Linked DNA regions of Homo sapiens: region 2 is linked to region 1. A link is an interaction called in ENCODE POLR2A ChIA-PET data of the cell type or tissue named here. Cell type or tissue: HepG2. All regions are shown on one strand. Links, peaks and the distances in the headings refer to the core of each region. The heading gives the core; the rest is flanking DNA.

Region 1 (8,318 bases), core at 197-8,196:
CAATCAGGGCAGGGGCGGGGCGTCCGGGGAGTGGGGCGGGGCTCCCGGTTCCAGGCGAGTTCGCAGCTGCGCGCCGGGTCCTGGAGGCCGAGGCCGCTCCCGCCCGTTGTCCCCGCAGTCCCCGACGGGAGCGCCATGGCCCAGCCGCCGCCCGACGTGGAGGGGGACGACTGTCTCCCCGCGTACCGCCACCTCTTCTGCCCGGACCTGCTGCGGTGAGCGGGGCCTGGGAAGCGAGCGCAGCCTTGGTGCGGGGTCCGGTCCGCGGGCGCCGGCGCCCCCACGTGGTCCCCGAGGGCTCGCGTGTTAGGAAACCTGTCTTGCCTGGCTCCTTTCTTTCTTTTTTCTTTCTTTTTTTTTTTTTGAGACGGAATCTCGCTGTGTCGCCCAGGCTGGAGTGCAGTGGCACGATCTCCGCTCACTGCAAACTCTGCCTCCCGGGTTCAAGCGATTCTCCTGCCTCAGCCCGGCTAATTTTTATTTTTAGTAGAGAGGGGGTGTCACCGTGTTGGTCAGGCTCTTTTCGAACTCCTGACCTCAGGTGATCCACCCGCCTCGGCTTCCCAAAGTGCTGGGATTTACAGGCGTGAGCCACCGCGCCCGGCCCAACCTGGCCTCTTTCTTAACAGAAAATTTTAGGTTGAAATCATTTTTCCGGAAGACCCAGAAGGCCCAGGAATGCCAGGTTTTGCCCAGCAGCTCTTCATTTTCCTGCAAACGCCTTGGTGTTCACAAGAGAAGGCAGCCCGGGCAAAGGTCGATCCTCCCCGGTCACCTGCCCTCACTCGGCTAATGGGCGGATCCTTTTTTTTTTTTCCTTTTCTTTTTTTCAATTGGCAACATTTTCAAGTTTCTATTAAAATTTTGATCTTTTGCCAGGAGCAGTGGCTCACGCCTGTAATCCCAGCTCTTTGGGAGGCCGAAGCGGGTAGATCACCAGAGGTCAGGAGTTCGAGACCAGCCTGGCCAACATGGTGAAACCCCGTCTCTGCTAAAAATACAAAAAATTAGCCGGGTGTGGTGGCGCACACCTGTAATCCCAACTACTTGGGAGGCTGAGGCAGGAGAATCACTTGAACTCGGGAGGTGGAGGTTGCAGTGAGCCGAGATCGCACCATTGCACTGGGCAACAAGAGTGAAACTCCATCTCAAAAAAAGAAAACAAGTTTTAAATTATGTTCTCCAAGGACAGGTATTGACAATTCTCTCTGAGTGTTCTGCAGGAAAAAAAAAAAGTTTTTTTTCGAAACGGAGTCTCATTCTGGGTTGAAGCAATTCTCCTGCCTCAGCCTCCCAATTCTCCTGCTTCAGCCTCAGTGCGCCCAAGTGGGACTATAGGCACACAATACCACGCTGGGCTAATTGTATTTCTAGTAGAGGTGAGTGTCACCATGTTGGTCAGGCTGGTCTGGAACTCCTGACCTCAGATGATCCACCTGCCTCGGCCTCCCAAAGTGCTGGGATGACAGGAGTGAGACGCTGCACCTGGCCCAAAATTAATCTTTAATAATTAAGAATAGGAAAGGCAACTTGGAGATCAGCAAAAGTTTGCCATCCATCTGGTACAGTTTGTGCCAGTCATACCGATCAGTACACATTTAATGCGTACAAGAAAATCTCTAATAAATAAAAAAGCCATATTATCCCGACGTAGCTTGCTGAATCTCAGGTATCATATTTGATATTAGTGCCATGCAGGGCTTAGGAGAGAGGAAATTATAACCTCTATCTTGTTTAAGCCAGGGTATTTTTCTCTCTTGTATCTACTTCTGTCCATTTCTGTCAAAAGACACAGAAATACCCTTTCCCCCACTGCACTTTGCAAGTTTGTGTCAGCACAAGTTCAGGACCAGCCTGAGCAACAAAACGATACCCCTCTCTAGAAAAACTAGATGAAAAATTAGCTGGGCACTCTGGCATGCACCTGTAGTCCCAGCTACTGGGGAGGCTGAAGCAGGAGGATCCTTCTAGCCCAAGAGGTCAAGGCGGCAGTGAGCCGTGATGGTGCCACTGCACTCCAACCTGGATGACGTAGCAAGAACCTGTCTCAAAATAAATAAATAGGCCCGGTGTGGTGGCTCATGCCTGTAATCCCAGCACTTTGGGAGGCCGAGGTGGGTGGATCACAAGGTCAGGAGATCGAGACCATCCTGGCTAACACGGTGAAACCTCATCTCTACTAAAAATACAAAAAATTAGCTGGGCGTGGTGGCAGGTGCCTGTAGTCCCAGCTACTCTGGAGGCTGAGGCAGGAGAATGGTGTGAACCTGGGAGGAGGAGTTTGCAGTGAGCCTAGATCATGCCACTGCACTCCAGCCTGGGCGACAGAGCGAGACTCCATCTCAAAAAAAATAAAAAATAAATAAATAAATTAAATAAAATACTATAATTTTATGAATTTTCATTTTATTTATTTATTTATTTTTTAAGACCATGTTTCGCTCTTGTTGCCCAGGCTGGAGTGCAATGGCGCAATTTTGGCTCACCACAACCTCCGCCTCCTGGGTTCAAGTGATTCTCCTGCCTCAGCCTCCCAAGTAGCTGGGATTACAGGCATGCACCACCACACCCGGCTAATTTTTTATATTTTTAGTAGAGACGGGGTTTCTCCATGTTGGTCAGGCTGGTCTCGAACTCCCGACCTCAGGTGATCCGCCCGCCTTGGCCTCCTAAAGTGCTGTGATTAGAGGTGTGAGCCAAGGCACCTGGCCGAATTTTCATTTTAAATCATTGCCGTATAGCAATATGGGAGGTGTATTTTAACAGGGCTCTTTTATTTTTTATTTATTTTTATTTTATTTTATTTATACATATTTTTTGAGACGGAGTCTTGCTCTTTTGCCCAGGCTGGAGTGCAGTGGTGCGATCTCGGCTCACTGCAACATCTGCCTCCCGGGTTCAAGCTATTCTCCTGCCTCAGCCTCCCAAGTAGCTAGGACTACAGGCACCCACCACCACGCCCAGCTGATTTTTGTATTTTTAGTAGAGACGAGGTTTTACCATATTGTCCAAGCTGGTCTCGATCTCCTGACCTTGTGGCCCACCCACCTTGGCCTTCCAAAGTGCTGGGAGCCACCGGCCCGGCCCAATAGGGCTCTTTTAAAAGAGCCTCCTTTTTTATTCTCAGGGACAAAGTGGCCTTCATCACAGGAGGCGGCTCTGGGATTGGGTTCCGGATTGCTGAGATTTTCATGCGGTGAGACTGCTCTGTGTCCCTTCCCTGCTCCTCGCTTCTCCCTGCCCGGGCCCTGCTGGATGCCCGACCCCTGGAAAGATGTTGGTGGGAGGTAGATGTCCCCTGCTCACCTACCCGACAGGATCCAGGTGCCTGCCAGAGGGACTGGGGAGCGGTCGAGGATTGCCCTGGGGGGAGTCAGGACTTCAAGGCCCCTACAGGTCAGTGGAGATTGTGTGGCTCTGGTCTGGGGCCTGCTGGGACCTCGAGAGTCAGGGCTGTGTCGGGCCCCAGTGCTGGCGCCCTGCAGAGCACATTTTCTCCTGGGACACAATTCTGTGGCTTCAGGCCAGGGTCAGCAACTTATCCCACCTGACAGTGGCTAGAGTTAGGCTGGGGTGGGGGAAAGGGACCCTTCCTCAGTTCCCCTGAGGCCCCTGCTTTTCAGACCAAAAAGGTGAGTCCCACAGGAAGAGATATGGCCTTTCCACTGGTGGCTTTGTGCTCAGGGCATCTGAGGACCAGATGGGACATTGCAGCTCCAGTGGGACCTGCCTAGCAGGGGTAGCTACCTTTATGGTTATTGTGGGCAAGCAACCCCCGAACCAGAAGAGCCGAGAAACCAAAGAACAAGGCAGACAGATCCCGTTTGTCTGTGTCAGGTGATTTTACCAGGGAATTTGTGGGCAGAAGCGTAGTCTTGGGTGGCTGTGAGACGGGCGTCTCCATGCTGTTACCCCCAGGCCCAGGGCTTCTATACCACAGGGAAAGGGGTCCTGCTTCAGAGGGAGTGTGTAGGAATTTGTTTAGGATAACATCAAGGTGGTTTTGACCTAAAGGCAGGACTTCTTTGTGCTCTTTCGCAAGAACAGTAGATAAGCTGGAAATCCTAGCGGCATTCCTGGAACCAGGGTTCATAGAGGCCAACGTGGTGGATTCGCATCCACGTGGTCAGGAAGGGGAGCAGGGAGCACCCCGCTTCAGAACAGTCCTCCACGCCAGCCCCACAGGGAGAAGGGGGTGGAGAATGTGGGCCCAGCAGGCCCCAGGCAGATGTGTGGGCTGGGCGTCTGTGGCTCACAGCTGTCTCTGTACCTGGTGTTTGGGGCAGGACCCGCAGGCCTGTGCGGTGGGATGTCCCATGCCAGAAACCCCGGGGTGGGCACCACCTGAGGTCCCTCCAGAGTACCTCAGTCCTGTTCACGCCCCTGTGCCCTCTGCCAGCTGGGCCTTCAGCCTGGACTGGTACTTCCGCCTGAGAGACTCCTGCTCAGGAGCTGGGCAGATGCCCCGGGAGTGCCCCTCGCCCACACTGCCCTCACACCTGCTTCTGGTTTTGCAGGCACGGCTGCCATACGGTGATTGCCAGTAGGAGCCTGCCGCGAGTGCTGACGGTGAGAGGGCCTCTCCCATGGTCCCCTGTTCGGGTGGCTGTGGGGGGGCTGGGGCTGGGCCTGGGCCAGGAGAGTCCAGAGGCTATGGGGATGTTGGCACCAAAACTTTTTTTTTCTGAGACGGGAGTCTCGCTCTGTCACCCAGGCTGAAGTGTGGTGGTGCGATCTCGGCTCACTGCAGCCTCCACCTCCCAGGATCAAGCGATTCTCCTGCCTCAGCCTCCGGAGTAGCTGGGACTACAGGTGCCCGCCACCACGCCTGGCTAATTTTTGCATTTTTTTGGTAGAGATGGGTTTTCACCACGTTGACCAGGCTGGTCTCGAATTCCTGACCTCAGGTGATCCGCCCACCTCAGCCTCCCAAAGTGCCAGGATTACAGGTGTGAACCACTGTGCCCGGCCGGCACCTCAGCCTCCCAAAGTGCCAGGATTACAGGTGTGAATCACTGTGCCCGGCCGGCACCTCAGCCTCCCAAAGTGCCAGGATTACAGGTGTGAACCACTGTGCCCAGCCGGCACCAAAACTTGCACCTATCCTAAATATGGAGCTTCAGTGTAAGTGGCCTCCCAGAGACATCTTTGACTTTTTAAAAAATCTAGTTATTGGGTTCTGGGAGGGACCTTCCTGTTTGGGGGTAATGTGGCCCCAAGAAAGACCTCTGGGCTCACCTGGGTTATTTAGGTGGTCCGTGCGTCCCACCTACTGGAGCCCTCGACCTGGGAGGAGAGTCTCACCTGTGCCACCTCTGGTCTGCAGCAGGGGCAGGACATGGGTGACAGTGGCCTGGAGGGCGACGCAGAGGGAGGATTCTAGGACAGGTGGCAGGTGGGGGGAGAGCGTGGCAGGTTCCCACAAACATCCACTGGGGTCGTGGGCACTTGCAGGCTGTGCTTCCCCAGAGTGGGGTCCAGCAGCAAACCCAGGGTCCCCGAGGAACCCGGAAGCATCGTCCTCTGCAGATTCCAAAGGCCTTTTCTCCAGGCCGAGGCTGCAGGGCTGCTGTCTGCCTCTTTACCTGGCTTCTAGGCCGCCAGGAAGCTGGCTGGGGCCACCGGCCGGCGCTGCCTCCCTCTCTCTATGGACGTCCGAGCGCCCCCAGCTGTCATGGCCGCCGTGGACCAGGCTCTGAAGGAGTTTGGCAGAATCGACATTCTCATTAACTGTGAGTCGGTGCTGAGTGAGGTTGGTGGCTTCTCACAGGTTGGTGGTACCATTTGGAGGCCCTAGAACTCTGGTCATGGGGTGGGGACCATGCCAGGGAACCTAGCTGCCTGTGCTGGGGTGGGCTGCACCCCATCCAGGTACCTGAGGCCAAGACTCAGGCTCCGGCCCCCTGTCTCCGGCCCCATCTCCGGCCCCCTGTCTCCGGGCCCCTGTCTCCGGGCCTCTGTCTCCGGGCTCTGTCTCCGGGCCTCTGTCTTCGGCCGCATCTCCGGCCCCCTGTCTCTGGGCCTCTGTCTCCGGGCGTCTCTCTCCGGCCCCATCTCCGGCCCCCTGTCTCCGGGCCTCTGTCTCCGGCCCCATCTCCGGCCCCCTGTCTCCGGGCCCCTGTCTCCAGGCCTCTGTCTCCGGCCCCCTGTCTCCGGGCCCCTGTCTCCGGGCCTCTGTCTCCGGCCCCCTGTCTCCGGGCCCCTGTCTCCGGGCCTCTGTCTCCGGCCCTCTGTCTCCGGGCCCCTGTCTCCGGGCCCCTGTCTCCAGCCCCCTGTCTCCGGACCTCTGTCTCCGGGCCCCTGTCTCCGGGCCTCTGTCTCCGGCCCCCTGTCTCCGGGCCTCTGTCTCCGGGCCTCTGTCTCCGGCCCCCTGTCTCCGGCCCCCTGTCTCCGGGCCTCTGTCTCCGGGCCTCTGTCTCCGGCCCCCTGTCTCTGGGCCTCTGTCTCCGGCCCCATCTCCGGCCCCCTGTCTCCGGGCTTCTGTCTCTGGCCCTCTGTCTCTGGCCCTCTGTCTCCAGGCCTTTGTGTCCCGCCTTCTGTCTCTGGCCCTCTGTCTCCGGCCTGACTCCGCTTCTCTGGGTGGCAGCAGGTCAGCACAGCTGCAGCCCAAGTGGACGCCATGAACACAGCTCAATGGTAGAGTCGGGTGCCCTTGTGTCCTGAAATTCCGTCTTTAAAAAAAAAAGTAATAGCCTTTTTTTTTTTTTTAGACAGCATCTCACTCTGTCACCCAGGCTGGTGTGATCATGGCTTACTGCAGCCTCCACCTTCTGGGCTCAAGCCATCCTCCTGCCCCAGCCTCCTGAGGAGCTGGGACTACAGACGTGTGCCATCACGCCTGGCTAATTTTTATATTTTTTATTTTTTGTAGAGACAGGGTCTTAGTGTGTGTTGCTCAGGCCAGTCTCAAACTCCTAGGCTCAAGCAATCTTCCTGCCTTGGCCTCCCAAAATGCTGGGATTACAAGCAAGAGTCATCAATAAAATAGAAGCTAGCCTGGCCTAGCTTTTTTTTTTTTTTTAGAGGGAGTTTCGCTCTTGTTGCCCAGGCTGGAGTACCATGGTACAATCTCAGCTTACAGCACCCTCCGCCTCCCGGGTTCAAGCAATTCTCCCGTCTCAGCCTCCCAAGTAGCTGGGATTACAGGCGCCCGCTACCACACCTGGCTAATTTTTGTATTTTTAATAGAGATGGGGTTTCATCATATTGTTTAGACTGGTCTCGAACTCTTGATCTCAGGTGATCCGCCCGCCTTGGCTTCCGAAAGTGCTGGGATTACAGGCGTGAGCCGCCGCGCCTGGCCCCCAGCTTTTATTTTTATTTCTTTATTTTTTATTTTTATTGATTTTTATTTTTATTTTTTGAGAGAGTCTTGCTGTGTCGCCCAGGCTGGAGTGCAGTGGCGCAATCTTGGCTCACTGCAAGCTCCGCCTCCCGGGTTCATGCCATTCTCCTGCCTCAGTCCCCCAGTAGCTGGGACTACAGGTGCCTGCCACCACGCCTGGCTAACTTTTTGTATTTTTACTAGAGATGGGGTTTCACCATGTTAGCCAGGATGGTCTCGATCTCCTGACCTCGTGATCCGCCCGCCTCAGCCTCCCAAAGTGCTGGGATTACAGGCGTGAGCCACCACGCCTGGCCGATTTTTTTTTTTAAATCACAGTTTTAGGTTTATAGAATAATTAATAGTATATGGAATTCCATACTCCCACCTACAGTTTTCCCTGTTAACATCTTGCGTTTGTTACAATTGATGAACCAACACTGGTTTCACTCTGCAGAAATTCCCTTTTAAAAACATCCTGTGTATTAGTTTCCTGGGCTAACAGAGTACTACGACCTGTGTGGGTAAAACAACCGAAATATAATCTCCCAGTTCTGGAGGCCAGAACGTCCAAGGGGAAGGCGTCGGCAGAGCTATGCTCTCTGAAGGCCCCAGGGGAGAGCCTCTTCCTGCCTTCTGCGTGGCTTCGGGTACTGCCATAGCCCTTGGCCCTCCCGGGCTCGGAGACCGTCGCTGCACTGTCTGCCACTGTCTTCCCGTGGCGTGTGTCTGTGTGTCCTCTTCCCTTGTTATAAGGATGCTGGTCATTGGATTTAGGGCTCACCCTAATTCGTTGTGACTTCAGTGTAATTCGATTATCTCTGCAACCCACCCCATTTCCAAACAAGGCCACAGTCGCAGGTACGGAGCCAGGGCTTCAGCATGTCTTCTCTTCTCGGGGACACAGTGCAGCCAGGACGCCCGTCTTGCTCTGGTCATTTTGGAATTTATCCTAGGGCATGGGTCTCCTCCCTGTGCCACAGGGCACCTGGGC
Region 2 (8,318 bases), core at 194-8,193, 69 kb after region 1:
GCTCACTCCCTTGCTTGTCTTGACCCCCCCCAGGGCCCCCAACTCCCACACATCTGTCCCTGGGGGCCTCCTTCCCAGGGAGTCCCGAGGCCGCCAGGGGTCCCGTCACTGGGTGGCTATGGGTGGCCTGTTGAGCACGAGGTCTTCTCCCTGCAGATCCTGATGGCCAGTGCTACGGTGGTGTCGCTTCTGCCCAAGATGAGGAGCCCCTGGCCTGCCCGGACGAGTTCGATGACTTCGTCACCTATGAGGCAAGTGGTTTTCACCCAGGAGCTTGGGGGAAGTCTGGCATCCACCTCTTCCTTTATGCCCTACAGCTCGTGCCTCCTGCCTCCGGGCTGTCTTCCGTAGAAGCTGGCGTGAAGGAAGGGCCTCCCGCCCTGTGTGCACCGTGGGGCTCTGTGGCTGTGACGGGAGGCCCACAGTTGTCTGTCCCACACGCCCTGTCAGCCTGGGCAGGAATCCTCCCCCAGGGCCTGTCGCCAGCAGAAGTGGGGTGGGCAGTGATGTCATGACCACCCGCTGCCAGGCTGGCAGGCACAGGCGGAGCAGAGGGCTTGGGAGGATTCCTTTTGTCAACTTGCAAATGATTTTCTGTGTTTGGGGATGCCTGACTAATGCCTGCCCCTGCTTGGCTGTCCTCCACCCTGCTCCCAGATGCAGCCAGGGTTGTCATGGTGACGTGGCGTCTCCTGTGTCTCCTGTCACTGTGGGTCCCTTGTTCTCAACATAGCTGGGGAGAGGGTCTTCGAGCACAGCCGTGGTCGACAGAGCGTAACCATGTCCGCCGGTCTGGAGGGTTAGATTCCAGGAGAGCCACGTGGCTGCAGCAGAAAATGCATGAAGTTGAACTTGAGCCCTTGGGGGCCGCCGGGAAGGTGGAGGTGGCAGCCGCCAGTCCTGGTCAGCCTGCTGCCGAGCAAGGGTACCAGAAGTGGGGCTGAGCTGCTGGCCGGTAGGGCCTGGGCTTCTCATGTCAGTCCTCTGAGCCCTGACTCCTCGAAAGCTGAGGCTGGCACAGGGTAGTTTTTGAGTTGCTTTTGGACGCCACTGTACCGTGGGAGCCATGGTATTATACTCAGTTCCCTGTTCCGAGAAGCTGCCCCAGGGATTAGTCACCCTCACCCTTGGGTGGGCAGCTTAACTTCTGCCCACACAGACCCTGGGGGTGGTTCTGCCTTACGGCGGTGTCCCAGTTATCAGCTGGGCTGCAGCTTCTGGGGCCAGGGCGCCCACCGTGGGTCCCATGTTTGGCCTTGGTGTGCTCTTTCTGCACGTGAGGCAGCAGTGAGGTGCTGGCTAAGAGGGCGTGTGGTGGGAGTTGGACCCTCTCGCATGGCTGCAGTGTGCAGAACGTGCTGGGAGACCCCAGGACTACAGACGGTGGCTCCTGTGCCCTGAGAAGGACCCGGCTTCTTCACGAGGAGATGCCCAAGGCTCTGCAGGGTAACCCAGAGCCCTTGGTCTGCAACGTCCGGGGAACTGTGTGTTCCTGGGCGTTCATGTGCCTGTGCACTCTTTCTCACGTGTATCCGTCTTTTTGTTCCCCTCTCATGTTTGTTAGGGCATTGTTGATTGTTTATATCCTATGTATGGTGCAGTGGCTGAAGAGTGGCCTCTCAAAAGATATGTCCACCCAGCAGCTGTGGATGTGGCCTTATTTGGAAAAAGGGTCTTTGCGGATGTAGTTCATTAAGGATCTCAAGGTGATATCATGCTGGTTTGGGCCCTAAATCCAGTGACAGGTGTCCCTGGAAGACGGGAGAGACACACAGGGGGAAGACCATAGGAAGACAGGGCAGAGACTGACCAGAGCCAGGGAACTCCTGGGGCTCCCAGAAGCCAGCAGAGGCAAAGATGCATCCTCTCCGAGAGCCTTAGGCAGGAGCCAGCCCTGCTCACACCTTGGCTTTGGACTTCGGGCCTCCAGAACTGAGAGGATAAACTGGTGTTTCTTCACGCCCCGTGGTCTGTGCTAGTTCGTTATGGCAGCCCTGGGCAGGGAAACCTTGAGTGACGTTACTCGAGGCACCAAAGGCACCAGTGCATTTTATCCTTAAAGGCCCACGTGGTCTGAAGGGTGTGGCCGAGCCTCACGCTTGTCACTTCAGAAGGGTGGGAACCTGACATGTCAGAGCTAATCCTTCTCATATTTTTAGATCCTGATTTCTTTTTTAGAATGGAAGAAAGTTTTTTGACTTAAAAAAATGAATATGCTTCATGTTTTAGAGCAATTTTAGGTTTACAGAAAATGGAACATAGTGTAGAGCATTCCGGGATCACGTTACATGATTATTTGTTTTGTTTTGTTTGAGACGGTCTGCTCTATTACTCAGGCTGGAGTGTGGTGGTACAGTCTCGATCTTGGCTCACCACAACCTTCGCCTCCTGCGCTCAAGTGTTCTTCTTTCTCAGCCTTTCCAGTGGCTGGGACCACACTCAGTAACCACCACGCCCAGCTGATTTTTTGTATTTTTTTTTTGTAGAGATGGGGTTTCACCGTGTTGCCTAGGCTGCTCTCAAACTCCTGAGTTCAAGCGATCCACCCGTCTTGGCCTCCTAAAGTGCTGGTATTACAGGCGTGAGCCACCGCACCCAGCCTGATATGTTAGTATTAGCCAAAGTCCGTAGTTGAGGGTTCACTCTTGGTGGTGTGTATTCCGTGTTTTGACAGGTCCACGATTATAGTGTCACAGAGTCGATTCAGTGCCGGCTCATCCCTCACACCAGCCCCCACAACCACCGATCCTCCGTGTCTCCACAGCTCTGCCTCTTCCAGAACGCCACGGAGCTAGAACCATCTGGCATGCAGCCTTTTCAGATGCGCCTCTTTCCCTTAGTGAATACGCAGTTACCTCTCCTCCATGTCTTGCTTTGCTTTTTAAGGGTGGGATGTAATTTTCCACAAAGTGGAGTTCGATACTGTGAAACTTATGGAAAATTTGCTCTTTTAAAAAACAGCTTGCACATCATGTCATCTTAAAAAAAAAAAGTCTAATAAAGATATGAGTAGGGAGTATGTGTTCCATCCAGATACCCTATTCGGGGACCCTCCACTGGTAGTCTTCAGGTAAATAAACCTTTGATTGATTGGTTGATTGGTTGATTGATTGATATTCTGAATGGTTCCAGTCAGACCCATTTCTCTTTACTGGGAGCATCGCAGTGCTCACACCGGGGTGGTCGGGTAAAATGTGCAGTTAGTCATGGCCGAGCTAGTGGGTCTGCTGGCTCGCACTGTTTTCCCAGGGATCCTTTCAGCAGGCAGCTTATAACGGGAAAGTTGCTGCTATGGTGTCTGAGTAAGTGGGGAGAGTAGAAGGGGATGGACTGTGGCGCCGCTGAGTTCCTGGGCATGGTGATGTCTGAGGATCTGAGCAGGTGGAGCCCAGGGGGTGGTGGGGCTGTTTGTCGGGTTTCTGGAAGAGCGAAGGGAAAGTCAGGGAGTGTAAGGCGCATCTCACAGAATCGTCGGGCCGCGCTCTCTCCCGTCCTCCCTCCTTCTCCCACTACTGGCGATGTCTGGAGCAAAGAGCTGCCTTAGTGAAATGATAGTGAAATGTGTCTTTTGTGCAAACCATTATCAGCTTAGGAAGCCAAAAACAAAAGCCACTCTGTTTTCAGCCCTGACTGACTAACCGTTTTTTAAACCAGCAAGGACACTTCCTGAACTTTGCCTTCCCCTCCCTGGGCAACACCAGCAGGAGGTTTATTAGAGCGTGTCTGGGAGCAGGTTAAACTTTCTCCTAGGTGGTGATGTGCCTCCAGGTGAGCGCACAGGCTTTGCAGAAACCCCAGCATGACAAGCAAGTAGGAAGGTGACATTGTTGTTTGAGAAAAGCCAGTGACCCGGTTGGGACGGAGACACGATGGGGAGCCGGTCTCCAACAGCATGCCCTTCCTGAAGGTGTGTACAGAGCCAGGCCCAGCCTGTGAGGCCACCCGGGCCAGCATCTGAGGGTAAGAGGAGGCAGTAGTGTGCACTGTGCCCAGTATTCCTATTTCTGTGGTGGAGAGAGGCTCAGGGAAGAAGGAACTGTGACGGGGACAGTGTTGGCCCCACTTGAGTTACTGATGGCCCTGAACGGGCTTTTTCTCTGTCCGCTGGTGATTTAGGGGACTTGTTAATTAGTGAATGTAACGTTTCAACATAGCGACGTTTTCCAAGATGCACTTTGATTTTCAAGCGAGTTCATCTTAACATTGGTAATTTGTAAAAATGTTAAAAAGTTGGTAGCATAGACTTGATGGCTTCTGGGCAAGGCCAGGTCCTGGCTGGCTGGCAAATAAAATAAACTGCCGGGGCCGGTGTGAGCTGTTACTGCATTTTATCCAGGAGGCCGGGAGTGAGCAGGCACCGTGCTCTGAGGTACATTTTTGTCTCTGGAAAGGCAGGTGATGGCTGCCCTGGAAAACTCCATGTAGGGAGGCCTTGAACTGCAGAAACCAACCCGCAGGGCTGAATTGGGAAGTGAGCAGGTGGGGTGGCTCCTGTGAGCCTCATGAGCTGTCTGGAACCCCCAGGGCATCCAGCCGGCCAGGGGCTCTGAGTATCGATGGCGATGGCATGGAAGTGGACGTCCACAACCCCAGAGCAAATAAAGGGGTGGGTGCAGTCACCGAAGCCGCTGAGGAGTGGAACTGTTCATCTCTGTGGGATCTACAGTGCACGGAGCCACTCTGCAATGGCAGGGAGGCCCGGCTTACTTTATTTTTTATTTTTTAAATTGTTTTTTGAGATGGAGTCTCACTCTGTCACCCAGGCTGGAGTGCAGTGGTGCGATCTTGGCTCACTGCAACCTCCACCTCCCAGATTCAAGTGATTCCATGCCTCAGCCTCCTGAGTAGCTGGGATTACAGGCGCCCGCCACCACACCCAGCTAATTTTTGTATTTTTAGGAGAAACAGGGTTTCACCATATTGGCCAGGCTGGTCTCGAACTCCTGGCCTCAAGTGATTCACCCACCTTGGCCTCCCAAAGTGCTGGGATTACAGTGAGCCACTGCGTCTGGCCCTCAGGCTTACTTTAGAAATGAGAAGGTGAAGGTGGGTCCAGAGCGGAGCGTGTGAGTTCCAGGCTTGGCAGGGTGCCCTGGCATCCAGCTTACAGGGAGTCTGAGTTTGTGTAGAATCTGCCTCATTGTTCCTGTGTCCGTGGAGAATTCTTTCCATCCCAAACCATCCTGTCTAAGCTCTGAGGAGGCACAGGTGGCTCTAAGGCGGCACTGGCTTTTGCCTGCAGGGGCACCATCCTCAGCTACAGGTCTAACAGGAACTTGGTGAAATAAGCAGGCCCCACTGCCCGGACCTCCCTCCCTTCGTAGGACAGATGCTCTGCTCAGGGCTCCATGAGCTGTTTGAGAGAAGGTGTGGGTTTGTTCTTAGAAACATCATGCTTTCTGTTGGGGACTTAGGGTCCACACTGGCCAGGGAAGGGCATCGGGCATCTGTCAGAAGTACCAGTCCATTGACTTTTTAAAAGCTGGTCCAAGGTCAGGTGCGGTGGCTCATGTCTGTAATCCCAGCACTTTGGGAGGCTGAGGCAGGAGAATTGCTTGAACCCGGGAGGTGGAGTTTGCAGTGAGCCGAGATTGCGCCACTGCACTCCAGCCTGGGCGACAGAGCAAGACTCTGTCTCAAAAAAAAAAAAAAAAGAAAGAAAAAATTTTAGGCTGGGCATGGTGGCTCAGGCCTGTAATCCCAGCACTTTGGGAGGCCAAGGTGGGCAGATCACAAGGTCAGGAGTTCGAGACCAGCCTGACCAACACGGTGAAACCCTGTCTCTACTAAAAATACAAAAATTAGTTGGGTGTGGTGGCGTGTGCCTGTAATCTCAGCTACTCAGGAGGCTGAGGCAGAATCACTTGAACCTGGGAGGTAGAGGCTGCAGTGAGCTGAGGTCACACCATTGCACTCCAGCCTGGGTGACAGAGCAAGACTCCGTCTCAAAAAAAAAAAAAAAAAAATTAGTCAGGCATTGTGGCAGGCGCCTGTAATCCCTGCTACTTGGGAGGCTGAGGCAGGAGAATCGCTTGGACCTGGGAGGCAGAGGTTGCAGTGAGCCAAGATGGCGCCACTGCACTCCAGCCTCGGCGACAAGAGCGAGACTCTATCAAAAAAAAGAAAAAAGAAATTTTAGGCTACGTACTGAACCACTGAACCTGATGTTGTAATAACCACACTTTTTAGAGTCAGCAGCGGGTCTTCCTGGTGCCCCTGGGGTGAGTCTTTGTCACTGATGACTCTGGGGCAGTGTGGCCCCTGTGAGTGTGCAATCCTGTTGGGGTAGCTGGCAACTGCCCTCAAACCGTCTCGGACCTGTGCGCTGGGCTTCGCATCCTGCCCCGTCATGCCTTCCCCACAGGCCCAGCCTCTGACAGACATCCTGGGCCTGCCTGCTTTCCTGGCCACTCCCGCCTTTTCCTGCCTGGCGTCCCGCAGGCCCAGCACAGGCCAGCCCTGTCCTGAGTGGGCCCTGGGCCCTGCCGTCCTGCAGGAGTGGGAGCTGCCCAGGGACGGTGAGTAGCACGAGAGCTGGGGTTTCTTACAGTGCTCTCCTGGTTCTGGATGTTACAGTGGATGCTCTTGAGGAATGACTTAGTTTTTATGAATTACTTCCTTAGATTGTAGGGGAGATTATAATTGGACACCCAGAGTAGGTACACTTCACAGCACTCCCTGTTCCCTTGTGGCTTTAGAAGCAGCTGGCAGGGATTTCCCACCCACCAGTGACACTCGCACCCTGCAGTCCTTGTTTCTGTGCTTTGAAAAGCACCTTCCTGGGTTGTCTTTCTTGGTTCCATGAGGTGGCCACCTTGTGAGACGAGAATTTATAACCCCCGTTTGCGGCAGGGCTCCAGGTGGTTGAGTCACACGTCTGAGGTCACACGGCTTTTAATAAAGGGGCCAAAGATGGAACTGCGGCCTCCCGCAAGTGCGCCAGGCTCCTGGCAGCTCGGCCTGGCCCTTCACGTCTCTTCCAGTGAGGCTCAGGTGGGTGCAGCCTGGGGTGGGACCCTCTGGTAGCCCTCGCAGGTCTTAGCACACTGTCTACTTCTTTTTTTTTTTTTTTTGAGATGGAGTCTTGCTCTGTTGCCAGGCTGGAGTGCAGTGGCATGATCTTGGCTCACTGCAGCCTCTGCCTCCTGGGTTCAAGCGATTCTCCTGTCTCAGCCCCCCGAGTAGCTGGGACTGCAGGCACGTGCCACCACGCCTGGCTAATTTTTGTATTTTCAGTAGAGATGGGGTTTCACCATATTGGCTAGGCTGGTCTCGAACTCCTGACCTTGTGATCCACCCGCCTCGGCCTTCCAAAGTGCTGGGATTACAGGCATTAACCACGGCGCCCAGCCACTTTGTCTGCTTCTTACGATACTAGAACTAGAGTGCAAAGGGCATCTTTTTCTGCTGGGACTGCAGCTTTTCTGAGATCTTGTTTATTTGCAAATTGTTAACCTCAGAGTCTTCTGAGCATGAAATGTTGGCCACTTTTCCTAACCAGCAATTTCATTTTCATTAAGGTTGAAATTATAAATTGAAAATGTTGGCTGGGCACGGTGGCTCACGCCTATAATCCCAGCACTTTGGGAGGCTGAGGTGGGCAGATCTCTTGAGGCCAGGAGTTCAAGACCAGCCTGGGCAACATAGCAAAACCTCGTCTCTACAAAAAATACAAAAATTAGCTGGGCACAGTGGTGCATGCCTGTAATCCCAGCTACTTTGGTGGCTGAGACACAAGAATCACTTGAATCCGGAGGCAGAGGTTGCAGTGAGCTGAGATGGTGCCACTGCACTCCAGCCTGGGTGACAGAGTGAGACCCTGTCTCAAAAAACAAGAACAATTAGAAAAAGAAAAAAAAAGTTCTGTTTAATAGTTCTTTAGTTTTGTGTTCATTTGTATGATCCACAAATATTTACTATCTACCTATACCTGGTCCTATGCTAGATGCTAGATACTTAAGAGTAAAAACAAGTTGGGTGTGGTGGCTTATGCCTATAATCCCAGCACTTCGGGAGGCTAAGGCAGGCAGATCACTTGAGCTCAGGAGTTTGGGACTAGCCTGAGCAACATGGCAAAACCCCATCTCTACAAAAAAATACAAAATCAGCGAGGTGTGGTGGCTCACACCTATAGTCCCAGCTACTCAGGAGGCTGAGGTAGGAGGATTGCTTGAGCCCAGGAGTTTGAAGCTGCAGTGAGCCAAGACCGCACGACTGCACTCCAACCTGGGTGTCACAGTGAGACTCTATCTCAAAAAAAACACAGCAGTAAAAACAGTAAAAACAATTGGTTGCGATGGCTCACACCTGTAATCTGA

Evidence for each region. Peaks named below come from ENCODE experiments on the same cell type or tissue, not always from the same donor. Only the 100,000 strongest peaks of a DNase experiment are listed, where the experiment ranks them.
Region 2: POLR2A ChIA-PET joins it to region 1 with 18 read pairs; 7 of 35 experiments call an interaction of 5 or more read pairs at or near these places.

The regions. Positions count from the first base shown.
Region 1 is chr16:401,829-410,146 of GRCh38, forward strand. DECR2 (2,4-dienoyl-CoA reductase 2) reads left to right here and starts at 57. Exons shown (of 9, transcript NM_020664.4): 1 at 57-215; 2 at 3,128-3,196; 3 at 4,518-4,569; 4 at 5,597-5,732. The coding sequence starts at 136. In HepG2, for the core only: a CTCF peak has its summit at 305 (motif pointing left); DNase peaks (open chromatin) are centred at 744 and 4,073; H3K4me3 peaks cover 2,047 bases.
Region 2 is chr16:471,139-479,456 of GRCh38, forward strand. RAB11FIP3 (RAB11 family interacting protein 3) reads left to right here. Exons shown (of 14, transcript NM_014700.4): 3 at 157-251. Among named protein-coding and RNA genes, the nearest start is that of RAB11FIP3, 50 kb to the left of the region's middle. In HepG2, for the core only: no CTCF peak of the experiment used is centred there; a DNase peak (open chromatin) is centred at 3,643; H3K4me3 peaks cover 2,671 bases.